Linked DNA regions of Homo sapiens: regions 1 and 3 are each linked to region 2. A link is an interaction called in ENCODE POLR2A ChIA-PET data of the cell type or tissue named here. Cell type or tissue: PC-9. All regions are shown on one strand. Links, peaks and the distances in the headings refer to the core of each region. The heading gives the core; the rest is flanking DNA.

What was found. ChIA-PET counts read pairs that join two places held together with the same protein. Peaks named below come from ENCODE experiments on the same cell type or tissue, not always from the same donor. Only the 100,000 strongest peaks of a DNase experiment are listed, where the experiment ranks them.
Region 1: POLR2A ChIA-PET joins it to region 2 with 6 read pairs; 2 of 35 experiments call an interaction of 5 or more read pairs at or near these places.
Region 3: POLR2A ChIA-PET joins it to region 2 with 5 read pairs; 3 of 35 experiments call an interaction of 5 or more read pairs at or near these places.

Annotation. Positions count from the first base shown.
Region 1 is chr22:38,748,492-38,753,491 of GRCh38, forward strand. SUN2 (Sad1 and UNC84 domain containing 2) reads right to left here. Exons shown (of 18, transcript NM_015374.3): 2 at 4,016-4,174; 3 at 2,719-2,882; 4 at 2,407-2,544; 5 at 1,734-1,829; 6 at 1,275-1,368; 7 at 222-292. The coding sequence starts at 4,137. Among named protein-coding and RNA genes, the nearest start is that of SUN2, 5.0 kb to the right of the region's middle. RefSeq lists an enhancer at 3,653-3,702. In PC-9, for the core only: no CTCF peak of the experiment used is centred there; a DNase peak (open chromatin) is centred at 3,080; H3K4me3 peaks cover 19 bases; H3K27ac peaks cover 547 bases.
Region 2 is chr22:39,212,201-39,218,465 of GRCh38, forward strand. No RefSeq gene overlaps it. Among named protein-coding and RNA genes, the nearest start is that of PDGFB, 30 kb to the right of the region's middle. RefSeq lists enhancers at 862-1,481, 1,482-2,100, 2,117-3,316, 3,960-4,577. In PC-9, for the core only: CTCF peaks have their summits at 814, 2,781 and 3,798 (motif pointing right); DNase peaks (open chromatin) are centred at 701, 2,471 and 2,801; H3K4me3 peaks cover 2,560 bases; H3K27ac peaks cover 3,892 bases.
Region 3 is chr22:38,848,627-38,853,626 of GRCh38, forward strand. No RefSeq gene overlaps it. Among named protein-coding and RNA genes, the nearest start is that of NPTXR, 7.1 kb to the left of the region's middle. In PC-9, for the core only: no CTCF peak of the experiment used is centred there; a DNase peak (open chromatin) is centred at 3,015.

The DNA.
Region 1 (5,000 bases), core at 1-5,000, 460 kb before region 2:
AATGTTGCGGCACTAGGGTGTGCTCCTGCCCAGGGCGGCACAAAAGAGGCTCAGGAGAGGTGGGGAGGGCCATGCAGAGATGATCCAGGGTCCAGGGCTCAGGCCCTGCCCAGTCACAGGCACACCCCACCCAGTCTTGCCCCTTCCCTGCCTGCCAAAGGTCACCACCCTCTGGTGAACACATCTCTGTGCCTCCCTCTGCTCTCCCCATGCAGGCTCACCATACGTCAGGCACGTCAGCAAGAGCAGCGGCAGCAGGAACCAGAGGAACGTCTTCAGGGACGAGAAGCGCCTGGACCACGCGGGAGGGCAGGACGGGGGAGGCGGAGGTGTGAGGGGAGCTCCAGGCCTCCACGTTCCACCCAGGGAGTACCCTGAGATGTTTTCCTGGGTGCTGAACTAGAGCTAAGGAGGATAGCTTGAGCTTCTCACTGTGCCAGGGCCAGCCTGGACACGTCAGAGCCTTTCCTGCTGGGCAGGTCTTAGAGTGATGGGACAATTTTGACTGAATTTTACTGATGTTATTAAAAATAGTGTGGTCTTTGAAAAACTCAAAAATTTTTATATGGACAGGTCCTCTAAGTATGCAAATATAGAAAAAAAAAGTAACTCCTTAAATAACAACAAGGAACCTGTTTTTGGTGACACAAACCCATCCTTGCCCCTTGTTTCAGTATGGCCAGCTGTCCCCTCTGCCCGGACCTGGATTACGGCCAGAGGGATCCTGACTTCTGGGTTCCGTGTTCTTCTGCCTAAGGGGCACATTCTCAAATCCTGGTTCTGCTGGTTTAGGGACTTGGGGAATGAACCCATAGCATCCTCAGGCAGAGCCTCTTTGTGGCTCTGACCATGAGTGGGGAACTCGGGGGGTTAGATTGTCCCAGGCCCAAGAAGGAAGATGGACTTTCTGGGAAACCCCACTTCTTGCCTGGAGTCAGTGGGCCTACCCTGCAGGAGGAAAGCCATCGTGTGTCTGAGAGCCAGGCACGGCTAGACTAGTGTGGCGTTTAGTAGAATGTGTCCAAGAAGAAATAATCTGTGCTCTGGAATCCTGCCTCGAAGGGCTATCAATTCGGGGAGAAGAACCTGACTCTGAGTCCATCCTCTGTCAGGCAGGGGTGGGCTTTGGGGAAGCTACTCCGTGATCGCTAATAAAGGCTCCAGGGAAACTGGGGAAAACCCTCAGAGAATCGACCATTACAGGTTGACACACTTTACCCGTCCCTTCACCCCAGGGCCTTGCGATTTATTGGCAAGGGTGGAGTCTCGCTCACCTGGTTAAAACGAAGACGTCAAGGAGGGAGGCAGCTGTGGTCAGGCGGTACCAGGTGGTGCCAGCCCACCAGTAGAGAAGTCTGAAGAGCCGGCCTGGAAGAATGACCATCAAGCCGAAGGCTCCATATGGTGTTTGGGGGCACCGCTCCTTTGTCCCGTCTGCCGTCCTCCCTGCCCCTACCCCACCCCCACCTGCCAGTATGCCTCTGTCCTGCCCTACCGGGACCCAGGTCCTTGGATCCCACCTGCCCACACCCTCTGTCCTGCTCTGCAGCTACTCCTTCCCTTCCACGCAAGGGGGTCCCCACAGCTCTGGGCTCCCAGTGATTATTCTAGAATGACCTTTCCCCAATGGTCCTACAGTCTCTCTGCATGGGCAGGATGCCCAACTGCAGAGAGATGGGTAAGAAAGCACTATCACCAAGAATGGAAGTAACTGGGCACGGGTTGCAGCCCACCTGGCGAAGTGGCCACCATCCAGAGTAAGGAGCCCGCCCGTGAGACGGCGCTTCGGAGCCGCGAGCTGGAACTCTGCTGGTCCACATCCGAGTAGCCTGCGGGGAACGAGGACACTGGCTCAGTCTCTGTCACTTTCGAGCCTCTTCCTTCACTGTCTTCTGTGAGCCAAGACCACAAGTCACCCACCCTCCTTCACATCCCCACAGCCCCACACAGGCCCGGTGTGCAGTAAGGAATGAAATGGGAGCTCTTTGACATTCTGTTTCTTCTGACAGCTTCCTGTTTGCATCCCTCTCCTCACCAGCCACCCCTCAAGCTGCTGTTCAGAACTAGGTGCTGGGGTCTGACATGCACACCACTCAGAATGACTGAGCACCCACCATGTGTGAGCCCCACAGGAAAGTGCTGGAATGGGCCTGAATGCAAGGATGTTGGCCTTAGGTTGCCATAGACTCGTGGGGTGGGGAGGACAGACAAGTGAAGGGCAGTCACAGCCCAGGGCACCAGGGGCCACCGCAGGCCAGGCTGGGGCGCACCCAGGGCCGGGCATGGGAGGGGCGCTGTGCCTGCCACATGCTGCCCTCTCTCCAGCTCCCCGGGGCTCCCTGCCCAGCCTTCCTGAGGCCTCCCAGCAGCCTCGGATCTGCTCAGGAGGGAGGAAGCATCGCCTACCCACGTAGTCGTCCTCAGAGGAGTAGCCCGAGGAAGAGCCCAGGAAGTCCTCGGTGGCCTTGCGCCCCACAAGCCCGCTGGCCCTGCTGCTCTCTGAGCCACCCGTGCCTCTCCTCCTCCGCACCCGCAGGTCCTCACCTGTGCAGGGAAGAACCAGGGGCTCTTCTGGGCCTCCAAGAGCTTCTGAAAAGTGGGGTCTGGGCAGAGAGGTGCTCTGAGGAGGGAATCCCGGGGACTGCAGGGGACACTGTGAGGAGTATCTCGCGGGAGGCCGAGGAAGCAAAGCCCCGGGACGGAGGGCTCCACACTCACCCCAGTTGGCGTCACCATGCAGTTCCTCCAGGGAGCTCCTGGGTGGGAACCAGGACTCGTGGACCAGCGACTCACTGTAGTAGGAGGTGTGTGCATCAGAGGACGGGCCCAGCTGTGGCGCTGGGGACAGGCGCTTCATGTTGCTGGATTTCCTCTTCAAGGTCCTGTGGGACAACCATGAGGGCAGAGGTAGGGAGCAGGGAGGTGAGCCCAGCCAGGAGCATGAAGGAAAGCCACAGCCTGCGGCCCTGCCTAGTGCAGGGTGTGGGTTCCCTTGTTGCTAGGCAACTCGCAGCTGCCATTCCCCTGACTCTCCCAATGCTGGCACGTCCTCTCCTGTTCTCTCTGAATCTCACCAGCAGATGGGCAAGACGGGCAGCGGCAGCTAGGGATGGAGCCACATTCAAACTTTACAACCCACTGAAACCAGACAGACCTGACCTGGCCTCAGAGCTAGCCAAAGCCTCAGGGCCTGTCTTCTGGGCCCCATGCCTGTGAGCCGGGCAGGACGACCAGGCAGCTGCTGCCACAGCCCATTTCCCAGTGGCCTGAGGACTGCGCCTGTTCTCAGCCATGTCGCTGGCCAGCTGCTGAGGCCGGACAGGTGGTGAGACATGCAGGCGTGGGGCCAGGAAGGATGGTAAGGCTGACACGCCCGTCCAGAGCAGGGGGGGTTCCTGTGAGCCCAGCCTGCAGTTTTGGGGTTTCCGGCCTGGCTTATGGTTGAAGCTGCCTCTCTCCACTTCCTGTTTTCTTTCTTTCCTTTTTTTCTTTTTGAGATTGAGATGGAGTTTCACTCTTGTCAACCCAGGCTGGAGTGCAATGCCATGATCTCGCTCACTGCAACCTCTGCCTGCCAGGTTCAAGCGATTCTCCTGCCTCAGCCTCCTGAGTAGCTGGGATTACAGCTGCCTGCCACCATGCCGGGCTAATTTTTGTATTTTTAGTAGAGACGGAGTTTCACTATGTTGGTCAGGGTCAGGTGATCCACCTCCCTTGGCCTCCCAAAGAGCTGGCATTACAGGCGTGAGCCACCGCGCCCGACCTACCACTTCCTGTTTTCTAAGCATGAGGGCAGCAGCCCCGGCTCACAGTCGGTGGGAGAAGAATGGGTGCTGTGTGCTCATACACATGGAGCAAGGAAGGACCCCCTCGACCGGACGGGGGCCCACGTCCTTCGATTTCCACCCAAGGTTGCAACAAGAAGGCAGGGGGATGGCTGGACCACAGGGCGTGCGGGCAGTGACCAAAAGCTTGTGGGGCTGTCAGGGGCCGTGGCACTCCCTTGGGTCCCTACCTGAGAGGACTGTCTTTAAACAGGGTGCTCTGACTCCCAGCCACCGAGCTCCCTCCGCTGCTGCTGCTGCCGTCATCGTCACCCTGGGAGTAGCGCGTGAGGCGCTGGCTTCTTCGGGACATGATGAGGTGGGATGTGGACTCTTCCCCTGAAGAGAATCTAAGGAGAGAGAGGAGGAGGACTGGATGTGAGGCCTGGGGCTGTCCCCAGCTCCTCTCTAGAGGAGGTGGGACAGAGGCATCGCCTCACAGCCGAGAACAGACCACCCCCCCGGCCCCCGGCCCCCGGCGTTCAGTCTAAACAGCCCTGATGGGGGGCAAGGCAGGGATCTGTGAAGCACCCCTGCACTGTGCAGCGGCTGGAGTCACGCCCGGCCTGGGGCTCACTTCGTGACTCTGGAGCCTCTTCCAGGGCGCTTTCCACAGGCTTCCCAATTCTCAGTTTCCTTGTCTTTATCCTTCATGGTGCTGAGCTCCGCACAAGCCAGAATTGGGTCTTCCTCGACCTCTGACAAGTAGCAGAGACTCTGGTGCTTCTGGTCACTGCCTGCACGCCCGGTGGTCCAGCCACCCCACCTGCCTTCTCCCTAGAGACTTCTCCCAGTCTCGCTCTAGCTGTGTCCCTTTGCTGACATGTGCTCGTTCATCGAGGGCCCCAACGAACCTTGATGGAAAACCTTTCCCATGTAGACCCCACCTATGTTCTTTTTTTTTTTTTTTTTTTTTTTGAGATGGAGTCTCGCGCTGCCTCCCAGGCTGAAGTGCAGTGGTGCAATCTTGGCTCACTGCAACCTCTACCTCCCAGGTTCATGCGATTCTCCTGCCTCAGCCTCCCAAGTAGCTGGGATTACAGGTGTGCGCCACCGGGACTGGCTAATTTTTGTATTTTTAATAGAGACGGGGTTTCGCCATGTTGGCCAGGCTGGTCTCGAACTCCTGACCTCAGGTGATCTGTCCACCTCGGCTTCCCAAAGTGCTGGGATTAC
Region 2 (6,265 bases), core at 496-5,495:
CGCTCTGTCACCCAGGCTGGAGTGCAGTGGCGCGATCTTGGCTCGCTGCAACCTCCACCTCCCAAGTTCAAGTGGTTCTCCTGCCTCAGCCTGTCGAGTAGCTGGAATTACAGGTGGCCGCCACCACGCCCGGCTAATTTTTGTATTTTTAGTGGAGACAGGGTTTCACTCTGTTGGCCAGGCTGAACAACAGAGAGTTGGCTGGCCAACTCTCGAACTCCTGACCTCAGGTGATCCGCCTGCCTCAACCTCCCAAAGTGCTGGGAGCACAGGCGTGAACCACCGTGCCCGGCCATGCTTCCACCTTTTGGCTATTGTGAATCATTCCACTGTGAACCTGGGTGTGCAAATATTTCTTCGAGACCCTGTTTTAAGTTCTTTGGGGTATCTACCCAGAAGTGGGATTGCTGGGTCATATCGTAATTCTGTGTGAATGTTTCTGGGGAACCACCCTGCTGTTTTCCACAGTGGCTATACCATTTTACATTCCTCCAGGGGCGGTTTTCTAGTGAATTTGAGGTTGACTTTGAAGATAGTCAGTGAAGTACAGATGTGGAGAAAGGCACGGCCTGGATATGGAGGAGGAGGGCAGGTGACAGGCGGGGAGGCTTGGGAGGAAGAAGCCTCCCTGGGCTGACCACAGAGGGTTCTGCATGCCTTGTTGGTGAGTGTGAGCCTCGCCTGGGGTCAGAAGTCATAGAAGGTTATGAGCAAGGGAGTGGCTTGACTACTCTGTGTCAAGAAGCCTAAGGGGGCAGCAGAGAGTGACGTGGCTCATGGTGGGATAGTCCGGGGTGAGGAGAAGGAACCCCAGAGGAGTTTCTCAATGGTTGGGTCAAAAGAGAGTGAGGACCCAAAACCAAGGCCACAGAAGGAAGAAGAAAGGACAGTGAACATGGAGCTGGGTCAGCAGGGCCCGGGCTGCGGTGAGGCAAGCCAGGCACACACCCGGAGCACAACATTTTAAAACAAGACAGGATCTGACAAAGCCAAGATTAGAGTGAGGCGAGCGAGGCATTGTGTAAGTGCTCGTTTCAACTCCTGTCTTGAAGTGAAATTTTGAAATTTTGGCTCATGGTAAATTTTTTTTCTTTCTTTCTTTTTTTTTTTTTTTTTTTTTTTTTTGAGTTGGAGTCTCGCTCACCCAGGCTTGAGTGCAGTGGTGCAATCTTAGCTCACTACAACCTCCGCCTCCCAGGTTCAAGCGATTCTCCTGCCTCAGCCTCTCAAGTAGCTGGGATTACAAGCGCCCGCCACCATGTCTGGCTAATTTTTGTGTTTTTAGTAGAGACGGGGTTTCACCATGTTGGCCAGACTGGTCTCAAATTCCTGACCTCAAGTATCTGCCCACCTCGGCCTCCCAAAGTGCTGGGATTACAGGCATGAGCCACCACTCCCGGACTGGCTCGTGGTGAACTTGTTTGCATTAATTTTGATTTCTTAAAATACTGCATGAGGCTGAGCGTGGTGGCTCACGCCTGTAATTCCAGCACTTCAGGGGGCTGAAGCAGGCAGATCATTGAGGTCAGGAGTTTGAGACCAGCCTGGCCAACATGGCAAAACCCTGTCTGTCCTAAAAATACAAAAATTAGCCAGGTGTGGTGGCATGTGCCTGTGGTCCCAGCTACGCAGGCAGCTGAAGCACAAGAATCACTTGAACCCAGGAGGCGAAGGTTGCAGTGAGCTGAGATCACGCTACTGCACTCCAGCTTGGGTGACAGAGCACGACTCTGCCTCAAAAAATATATACATATTGCATGAAATGATGACTTATTTTGATCACTGAGAATTTTTGGTGCCCCTTTAACCTTTGCACCTGGGGCAGGTGTCTCACCCTTAGTCCTGTCCCCACAAGACATGTTCCATCACCTAACAACATGAAGTGAGTGCCCATGGTGTGTCCGCAGCTGAGCTAGGATCTGGGAATCCAGTCATAGGTAAAACAGCTACACACTTCTTCATCCTTCAATGTACAGCCAAAGAGATCCTAAGTCAGAAGGGACAGCTATCTGGGCAGGCAGCCTCATCCTGTGCTCAGCTGGAAGAAATGGAAGAAACGTGGTACAGAATGAAACAGACATTCCACTTACGTTTCGTTGTTTTGACCACACACCGTCTGAACCGCACCTTGTAGGCTGTGGACCCAGGGACCACCCCCCGCCCGCCCGCCTAGAAACTAAAAATCCCCACTACGCCCTTTCTCAGACACAGCTGAAGTCTGTGAGGCTCACCAGTCAGGCACACCAACTCAAGACTGAACAACAAAATTAGTGCTGCAAAGAAGCAGAGCGTCTCCCTGGCTGAGCCGTGGAGCCACAGTGCCCAGTGCTGGGTATTCAGTTGGAAGGTGCCAGTCACAGGGGCTGCAGTGTCAAACAGGTGTTCAGAGCACTGACCTCAGGCTGCATTGGAGAGGACTGATCCTGTTTGCATACCACAAAACCAGGTCTCCAAGCCTGCTCAGCAATGCATGAGTCACCTGGAATTCTTTGAATATCCTTTTCAATATCCATTCTTTGAACATCCGTTTCTTTATAAGTTAACCGGAGCTGGTTTATGTTACCTGCAACTAAGAACCTTGCCTTATATAGAAGTTGGTGTCAGGAGTGGTTACAGGCAGTGGATGTTGGAGGAAGCTCGGAGAAGCTGGAATTGGTTATCTGGACTGCTTGGGGCTGAAGTCAGTAAAAATTCAGCACATCATAAGGGCTCAGATCTGGAAGCCATGGCATGCAGGGGAAGCAGAATGTCAGATTTGCCACCTGGAGTCACCGGGAAGGAAGAGCCCGTTGAAAACAAAGCTTCATTGAGAATTCATTGCCTTAGAAAAGAATGAAAGGAATGAGGAATTAGACTGAATGGGCTCTACAGCACTGCACTGTTAAAGATGCAGAAGCCCGTCTCCTAAATTCCTAAATTCTTGGCTCAAGACCCAGATCAAAAACTGAGGACTTCTGGGCCAGGTGCAGTACCTCATGCCTGTAATCCCGGTACTTTGCGAGGCCGAGGCAGGAGGATCACTTTTGCTCAGGAGTTCGAGACCAACCTGGGCAACATAGTGAGACCCCCATCTCTACTAAGTAAAGACCCTGTTTTTACTTTTTTCTACTAAAAAGTTTAAAAATATATATATCAGCCAGGCATGGTGTGTGCACCTGTAGTCCTAGCTACTTGGGAGGCTGAGGCGGGAGAATGGCTTGAGTCGGGGAAATCGAGACTGCAGTGAGCTTTGATCACACCACTGCACTCCAGCCTGAGTGACAGAGCAAGAACCTGTCTTAAAAACAAAAAAACTAAAAAATAAAAAATAAGGGAAGAAAGAAAACGAAGGACTTCTATAACTGCAGTAAAAATGTTTCCTAATTCTCACTGTGGTAAGACTGAGACAGCCAAAAATGAAACTCAAAATTCGAGCCTACAGAATGGTGAATTACATCATGAGCGATGCCATGGCCTCACCAGCTCTAAGGAGGATTCTGGCTGATTGGAACACCCTGAACCCTCACTCCCCGCCAAGTCCCCTTGCCAGCTGAGCAGCTCCTCTTCGCTGTCTGATGCGGCTGGTCCTGCCGAAGAAGGGACCCTGTAATCACCCTCATGTGGCCCCCATCCTCAGAGTCTTCAGCTGGAGTCAGGTGGCAGGAGGCCCTGAGGGGCGAGATTAAATAGCAATCTCAAACCAAAACCTGTGTAGAATGTCATTTCCTATCATCAGACATCTGGGGGAGATGTGTGAGTGGGTTCTGAGGACATACGTCAAGGAGGAGCGAATGCAGCTTTGGATGGGGCTGAATGTATCCATGCTGCTCCACCAACAGGGGGCCCTGCATCCAAGGTGCCAACTTCATCAGCGGGGGGCGGCCCTGATTGTTTCTACCACTGCTTTGTCGGCTGGCAGGTGAGGTGAAGGCCAACGCAGAGGTTGCCCCCCCCCCCCCCAACCTGGAGATGACAGAGACACCAAGGCATGACAGAGCCAGAGGAATGGACTGAGCATGGATGACCCTTTACCACAATGCCCAAGGACCCAAAGTACCGGCCCTACACCCACACGGCGAGCCACCTTGCAGAGGGCCCAACACCCTTCGGAATGTGTTAGTGTCCAGGGAAGGTGTCTGGCCAGTGGCCTGCCTCTGGATTTCTGGAGTGGAAACCAAGACCTGAGATGACAGAAGCCCGAGGCAGCAGTGACTGCCAGGGGTGGTGGGGGTGCATCACTGTCACAGGCACAGGGCCGGGTGCTGTGGCACACGCCTTTAATCCTAGCACTTTGGGAGCCCGAGGAGGGTGATCACCTGAGGTTAGGAGTTCGAGACTAGCCTGACCAACATGGTGACACCCTGTCTCAACTAAACATACAAAAAATTAGCTGGGCATGGTGGCAGGCGCCAGCTACTTTGGGAGGCTGAGACAGGAGAATTGCTTGAACCGAGGAGGTAGAAGTTGCAGTGAGCTGAGATTGCACCATTGCACTCCAGTCTGGGTGACAAGAACGGAACTCTGTCTAAAAAATAAAAAATAAAAAAAATAAAAAAAATAAAAACAGGCACAGGACCAGGTCACTGTCCCAACAGCCTGACCAACAGGGATTAGTGAAATATAAATAATAAGAATATGAATAATAAATAGTAAGAGCTATTTATGACAAACCCACAGCCAATATCATACTGAATGGGCAAAAACTGGAAGCATTCCCTTTGAAAACTGGCACGAGACAGGGATGCCCTCTCTCACCACTCCTATTCAACATAGTGTTGAAAGTTCTGGCCAGGGCAATCAGGCAAGAGAAAGAAATAAAGGGTATTCAACTAGGAAAAGAGGAAGTCAAATTGTCCCTGTTTGCAGATGACATAATTGTATATTTAGAAAACCCCATTGTCTTAGCCCAAAATCTCCTTAAGCTGATAAGCAACTTCAGCAAAGTCTCAGGATACAAAATCAATGTGCAAAAATCACAAGCATTCCTATATACTAATAACAGACAAACAGAGAGCCAAATCATGAGTGAACTCCCATTCACAATTCCCTAGGAATCCAACTTACAAGGGATGTGAAGGACATCTTCAAGGAGAACTAGAAACCACTGCTCAACGAAATAAAAGAGGACACAAACAAATGGAAGAACATTCCATGCTCATGGATAGGAAGAATCATTATCGTGAAAATGGCCATACTGCCCAAGGTAATTTATAGATTCAGTGTCATCTCCATCAAGCTACAAATGACTTTCTTCACAGTATTGGAAAAAACTACTTTAAAGTTCATATGGAACCAAAAAAGAGCCCACATTGCCAAGACAATCCTAAGCCAAAAGAACAAAGCTGGAGGCATCATGCTACCTGACTTCAAACTATACTACAAGGCTACAGTAATCAAAACAGCATGGTACTGGTACCAAAACAGAGATATAGACCAATGGAACAGAACAGAGGCCTCAGAAATAACACCACACATCTACAACCATCTGATCTTTGACAAACCTGACAAAAACAAGAAAAGGGGGAAGGATTCCCTATTTAATAAATGGTGCTGGGAAAACTGGCTAGCCATATGTAGAAAGCTGAAACTGGATCCCTTCCTTACACCTTTTACAAAAATTAATTCAAGGTGGATTATAGTCTTAAATGTTAAACCTAAAACCATTAAAAACCCTAGAAGAAAACCTAGGCAATACCATTCAGGACATAAGCATGGGCAAGGACTTCACGACTAAAACACCAAAAGCAACGGCAACAAAAGCCAAAATAGACAAATGGGATCTAATTAAACTAAAGAGCTTCTGCACAGCAAAAGAAACTACCATCAGAGTGAACAGGCAAACTACAGAATGGGAAAAAATTTTTGCAATCTACCCATCTGACAAAGGGCTAATATCCAGAATCTACAAAGAACTTAAGCAAATTTACAGGAAAAAAAAACAAACAACTCCATCAAAAAATGGGTAAAGGATATGAACACACACTTCTCCAAAGAAGACATTTATACAGCCCACAGATACATGAAAAAATGCTCATCATCACTGGTCATCAGAGAATTGCAAATCAAAATCACAATGAGATACCATCTCACACCAGTTAGAATGGTGATCATTAAAAAGTCAGGAAACAACAGATGCTGGAGAGGATGTGGAGAAATAGGAACACTTTTACATGGTTGGTGGGAGTGTAAATTAGTTCAACCATTGTGGAAGACTGTGTGGCAATTCCTCAAGGATCCAAAACTAGAAATACCATTTTACCCAGTGATCCCATTACTGGTATATACC
Region 3 (5,000 bases), core at 1-5,000, 360 kb before region 2:
AAATAAAAATAAAAGTTTTTTGAACTGAGATACACTTTTAAAAGGGGGGAGGAGGGAGAAAGAGGAATTGCACAGGGAAGGCCTTTAGACTGTAATAAAGTCATTTCTAAAAGATGGGTGATTGGATGCTAATTAGGTAACTGGCGGTTTCACCAGGCACATGGCAGAGCCAGGATTTGAACACAGGCTTAGGGTGACGAACTCATCCCATCTGGCCTGGAATTTTCCCAGTGTCAGCACTGAAATGCTAGCATCCTGGGAAACCTCTCAGTCCTGGGCAAACACGGACAGTTGGTCACCCTGGCTATCTTCAAACCCATTCTCCCACCACACTGTCTCAGTGCTGGTATGTATCACATAGCAATGAAACACACACGTCTTTCTCTTCCCTCGACCTCCATCCTTCCCTCTCCTCTAGCATCTCCCTCTTTCCCTGCTGCCTGCACACTGTGAGCTCCTCGAGGGCAGGGACCAGCTGCAGCACCCTCCTCTCTGTGACTCCAGGGCTGGCACTCGTGGGTGCTCAAACTCCCAGTGAAGGAGTTTGGGCAGATGGGTGGGATTACAGATGTGAGCCACCGCGCCCGGCCTCAAAAAACATTTATTGAGAAAACGTGTGGTACCTTTTGGGGTGTGCTTGTGAACAAAGAGTTCTTTTCCCCAGGGGGGTTGGTAAAGAGATTGGGGACAAAGAGAGTGTCTGTGTCCATCCTGAAGTCTCCATCTAGGTCCGGTCTCAAGACCTGAGCTGCCTCAGTCTCCTCACCTGTAAGGTGGAGCCAGTGGTACCTATGTATAGGATTGTAATGGGAAGGAAATGAGGGCAGGTGAGATGTGTGTAAAATCTCTCCCAGGGACTCAAGACAGGGACCATTTCCTACCATGCTACTGTGTGTTATCAGGGCAAGGCTCGGTACTTGCTATGCCTTCCTTATTTATTCCTAGCATATACTAGGTGCTCAATAAATGTTCCTTCCCTTCTTGACGCCTTTGCCTTTGATTCCCCGGCTGCCTACAGTGCTTACTCCCTAGTTGCTGTGCCCTTTCTTGATTCCCGTCCCGCCCCCGTTCTGAGCGGAGTTGGGGAATCATTCAGATGAAGGATCATACGTGTATTCAATCAACACACGCCAGTCTGAGGGCTTCCAAGTGGGGTGCAGGGCTCAACTGGGGCCCAGAAGTGTTCACACATCAGCAGTGGATACTGGGATTGGGAGCCCAGACCAGAGAGGAGGGCAGAAGCCAGGGAAAAGAGAGCTTTCCTCTCAGGGGAAGCCCAGAGATTTCCATCCAGAGTTTCTGCCTCCCTGGAAGCAGCAAAAGGAGCCAACCCAGCTTGCAGATTTGGGCAGGAAGCAAGGACATCTGTTCCCGCACAGGCTCAGGAGGGGCCGAGAACCAAGGAGGAAACGTGTGTCCACCTTGTGGGGGGCCCTTGGAGTTGGCTGGAAAGTGCGTGCCTGAGTCCAGGCCCAGTAAAGAAAGACCAGAAGGAGTGGCCGGCCAAGGATGCTGTAGGGGCGGGGTGGGGGTGCCCTCACTGTCTCAAGGGCCTCCTGCAGCCCCTGTTTGCTGGCCTATTCCTCCTGCCACTTCTTACTGTACTGGGCTCTCACCTTGGCAGCCCTGGAACTCTACAGTATAATCTTTCCATGTCACAGATGAGAAAATCAAAGCTCAGAGACATTCGGTCATTTGTCCTGAAGCCCCTGGTCTGTGGGGGTACCACTGGCATTTGAACCCGAAGTTGTCAGACTCAGGTTCCCCAGCTCACATTCTGACACTGCCCTTCAAAGGGTGTGTGGACTGGCCCCTGCTGGGTGAGGAGGCAGCCAAGTCCGTCCTGGGAAGCCCCCTCCTCCCCGTACTCTCCCCCTCCACCTCTGGAGTGTGTCTCAAAACTGCCACCATGGCCCCCTCCTTGGCTCACCAGTGGTCCCAGCACCAGTTTCTGTTGCACTGTCTGTAACTTGTGTTTCCCCAATGAGGCTGTGGACTCCTCAAGGCCTCAAACCTTATGTTCTTCATATGTGGGTCACTGGCACCCAGGGCATGTCCAGGGTACATTTGATTCCTCCTGCCCAATGGACCCTAAGGAATGGTGGCCACCTCTGCAGCTCCTCTAGGAAAGGCATTTTCAGGTGGCTCCCAGGGTTCTACAGCCACTGCACTTGGAGACAGGGAAGCTGAGTCCTAGGGCTCGGGGAAACTTCCTTTCCTCATCTGTAAAATGGGTATGCATAAACCTAACCTGCCTATGGTGAGGTAGGGGCACCTGAGATCTCACCTGGGTGGCCATTCGTGTGTGTCCAGCGAGGAATCAAGGGTGCCTGGTAGCTCCTCCTCAAATACCATCTGTCTCCTGATCTAGCTCAAGTACCCAAGGTGAGCCCTAGAAGTGGGGGGCAGGTGGAGAGATTCCACAGGTTGGAAGAAGGGACTACACATGAAGCCAGGGTGGGGTGGGCAGCGCTGCCAGCTGGGCCCCTCCCTGCTCCTGCCCGTCGAGCTTGCCAGCCCGCAGGCCCACCTTGGGCTGGGTCCAGGCTTGGTTCTTTCTCTTCTCTGAGGTTTGCCTGCCACCAGCACTAGCCACAGCCACTTAAGAAGACACCTCCCTCTCCAGCCTCCCACCACACACGAGGCTCCCTAGCTACTCAGCCTTGAAGGGGTGAGGGACCAGGAGCATTTTTTTTTTTCTCAGCTCCTTTGCAACACTACACTTTGGCATGGGTACTTGGTCTCCATTGTCCTCAGCTTTGGGGGTCTGGGCTGCAGGGGGGCAGCAGGGCTGGAGAGGAAGGAACGGATCCGAGTGACATTTCCACTAAGGGGTCAGTTAGTCACAAACGCTGATGGCTGGCTGGAAAGGAATGAGTCAAACACAAGGCCTGGGGTTCAGGCCCCATCAGGGAAGCAGATGAGTCAGGCAGCCTGTTGGGGGGTGCACTTTGCAGTCGGGAGATTGGTTTTAAACGTGGAGTTTGAGGGCATTGCATCAAGGTGGAGTGGAGTAATTGAAATATGGACTTTGAAGTCAAGGAGTTGGATTTTAATCCCAGCTGCACAACTTACTAATAGAGTCACCTGGAGCAAATGACTCAGCCACTCTCTCCGGCTTCCTTGGCTGCACCACGGGAGGATTTATGCAAGAGTGAAATGCGAGTGTGCAGCTCAGAGCCTGGCTCGTGTAGCGCTCAGCAGAGCTCCCTGCAATTCCAGGAGGAAGGGGGTATTACGATCCTTTCCCATTTCATAGATGGGGAAACTAAGGCACAGAACAGATACGCACATATTCCCAGGGCCCTGTACAGCCAGGCTGTCCAGCTCCAGTGACTGTGCCCTTAACCACGGTGCCATGCACAGAACGGTGTTGGCGTGGTGGTTAAGGATGATCGCATGGGGTCAAATCCTGGCTCTACCACTCCAGAATTTCTAAGCAAGTAATCACATTTCTGAACCTCAGTTCCCTTATCTGTATGTTGTGGGTACTGTGCTCTCTGGTGCTACGGTTAGAATATTTGTCCCATCCAACACTCATGTTGAAGTTTAATCCCCAGTGTGGGGGCATTGAGAAACGGGGCTCTTAAGAGATGATTGGGTCATGAGGGCTCCGCTTTCATGAATGGGTTAATCCATTCATAGATTAACGGATTAATGGGTTATCATGGGAATGGGGCTGTGGTTTTATAAGAAGTAGGAGGGAGACATGAGGTAGCACTCTCAGCCCCCTCACCCTGTGATGCCCTGTGCCACCTCGGGACTCTGTAGAGTCCCCACCAGCAAGAAGGCCCTCACCAGACACAGCCTCCTTGACCTTGAGCTTCTTAGCCTCCATAACTGTAAGAAATAAGTTCCTTTCCTTTACAAATTACGCAGTATCAGATATTCTGTTATAAGCAACAGAAAACAGACAAGGACATCTGGGTTGTGGGTATTTAATGAATTGGTTAGTGTAAAGTCCACTCTGTACGTGTTAGCTATCCTTAGAGTAATTCTGAGTTGGGAAGGATAATTAGAGGGAGCCCCCTCCCCCATTTTATAGGAGATGATACAGAGACCAGAGAGGGTGATTGACCAGGCTGAGGTCACACAGCTGGAAGAGCTGGGACTCAAGCCACTGTTTTCCTACTCACCTCAAGCTGTTACATGGGAGGAGGACATCAAGAATTGGTGAGCAGATAGCTGGGATGCCAGACTGGAAGTCAGAATTGTGGTCATATCTGGACACAGAGATCTAGAAGGTGTTTCTTCTTACTCACCATCTCCTTTAATCCAAATAAGCCTGCCAAGTAGGGGGTCCTAGTCTCCTTCCCAGCTGAGGAGCACTGAGGCCTGGAGAAGTGACCGAGAGGCTGCAAACCAGGCCGCCTGTCTCATGGACAAGGGTCTCTTTATGGTGCCTGAGTTTGAAAGGCAGGCAGGCAGGCAGATGAGCCCCCCAGAGGGAACCAGAGATGATAAGAGCAGAAGCCTTCTACAAGGGCACCACTGCACAGAGACCAAGCCGTGTGTGCCAGCAGGGACTGCCAAGGGAGCTAGCGAGTGACGATCGTTTTAATGAGTCCCCTTGGGGGACAGGGTCCACATTTGCCTTTTCCAAAGTGTGTCCTGTTTCCTTGCTCACGGCTGGGAGTATCTGAGCCTTTACCGAGAACTCCTAGGGATATCCAGATCTTCTCTGAAAGAGCCTGTTGCTGGCGCTGCAGTTTCAGGCCCTGAGGCGTGATAGGCAGGATAAGCTGGTGGGGGGCTTGTCCTTATTTCACAGGACTGAGGACCCCTGCCACCCGGCTTTGTTCTGTTTCCATCAGCCCACCCTGGCTCCGCACCGATGTTTCCCAGGCCCTTGTGTTCATAAAGGCTGATTGCTGGCGGCCGTCATTTAAATGGAGGCTCATGTCTTTGTCAAGCTCTGAGCTCACTCATCCTTTGGAAAAGACAGAAAAGACTTTGGTACCAATTTGCTCTAATGAAGGCCACATCCCTTCTAGAGGGAT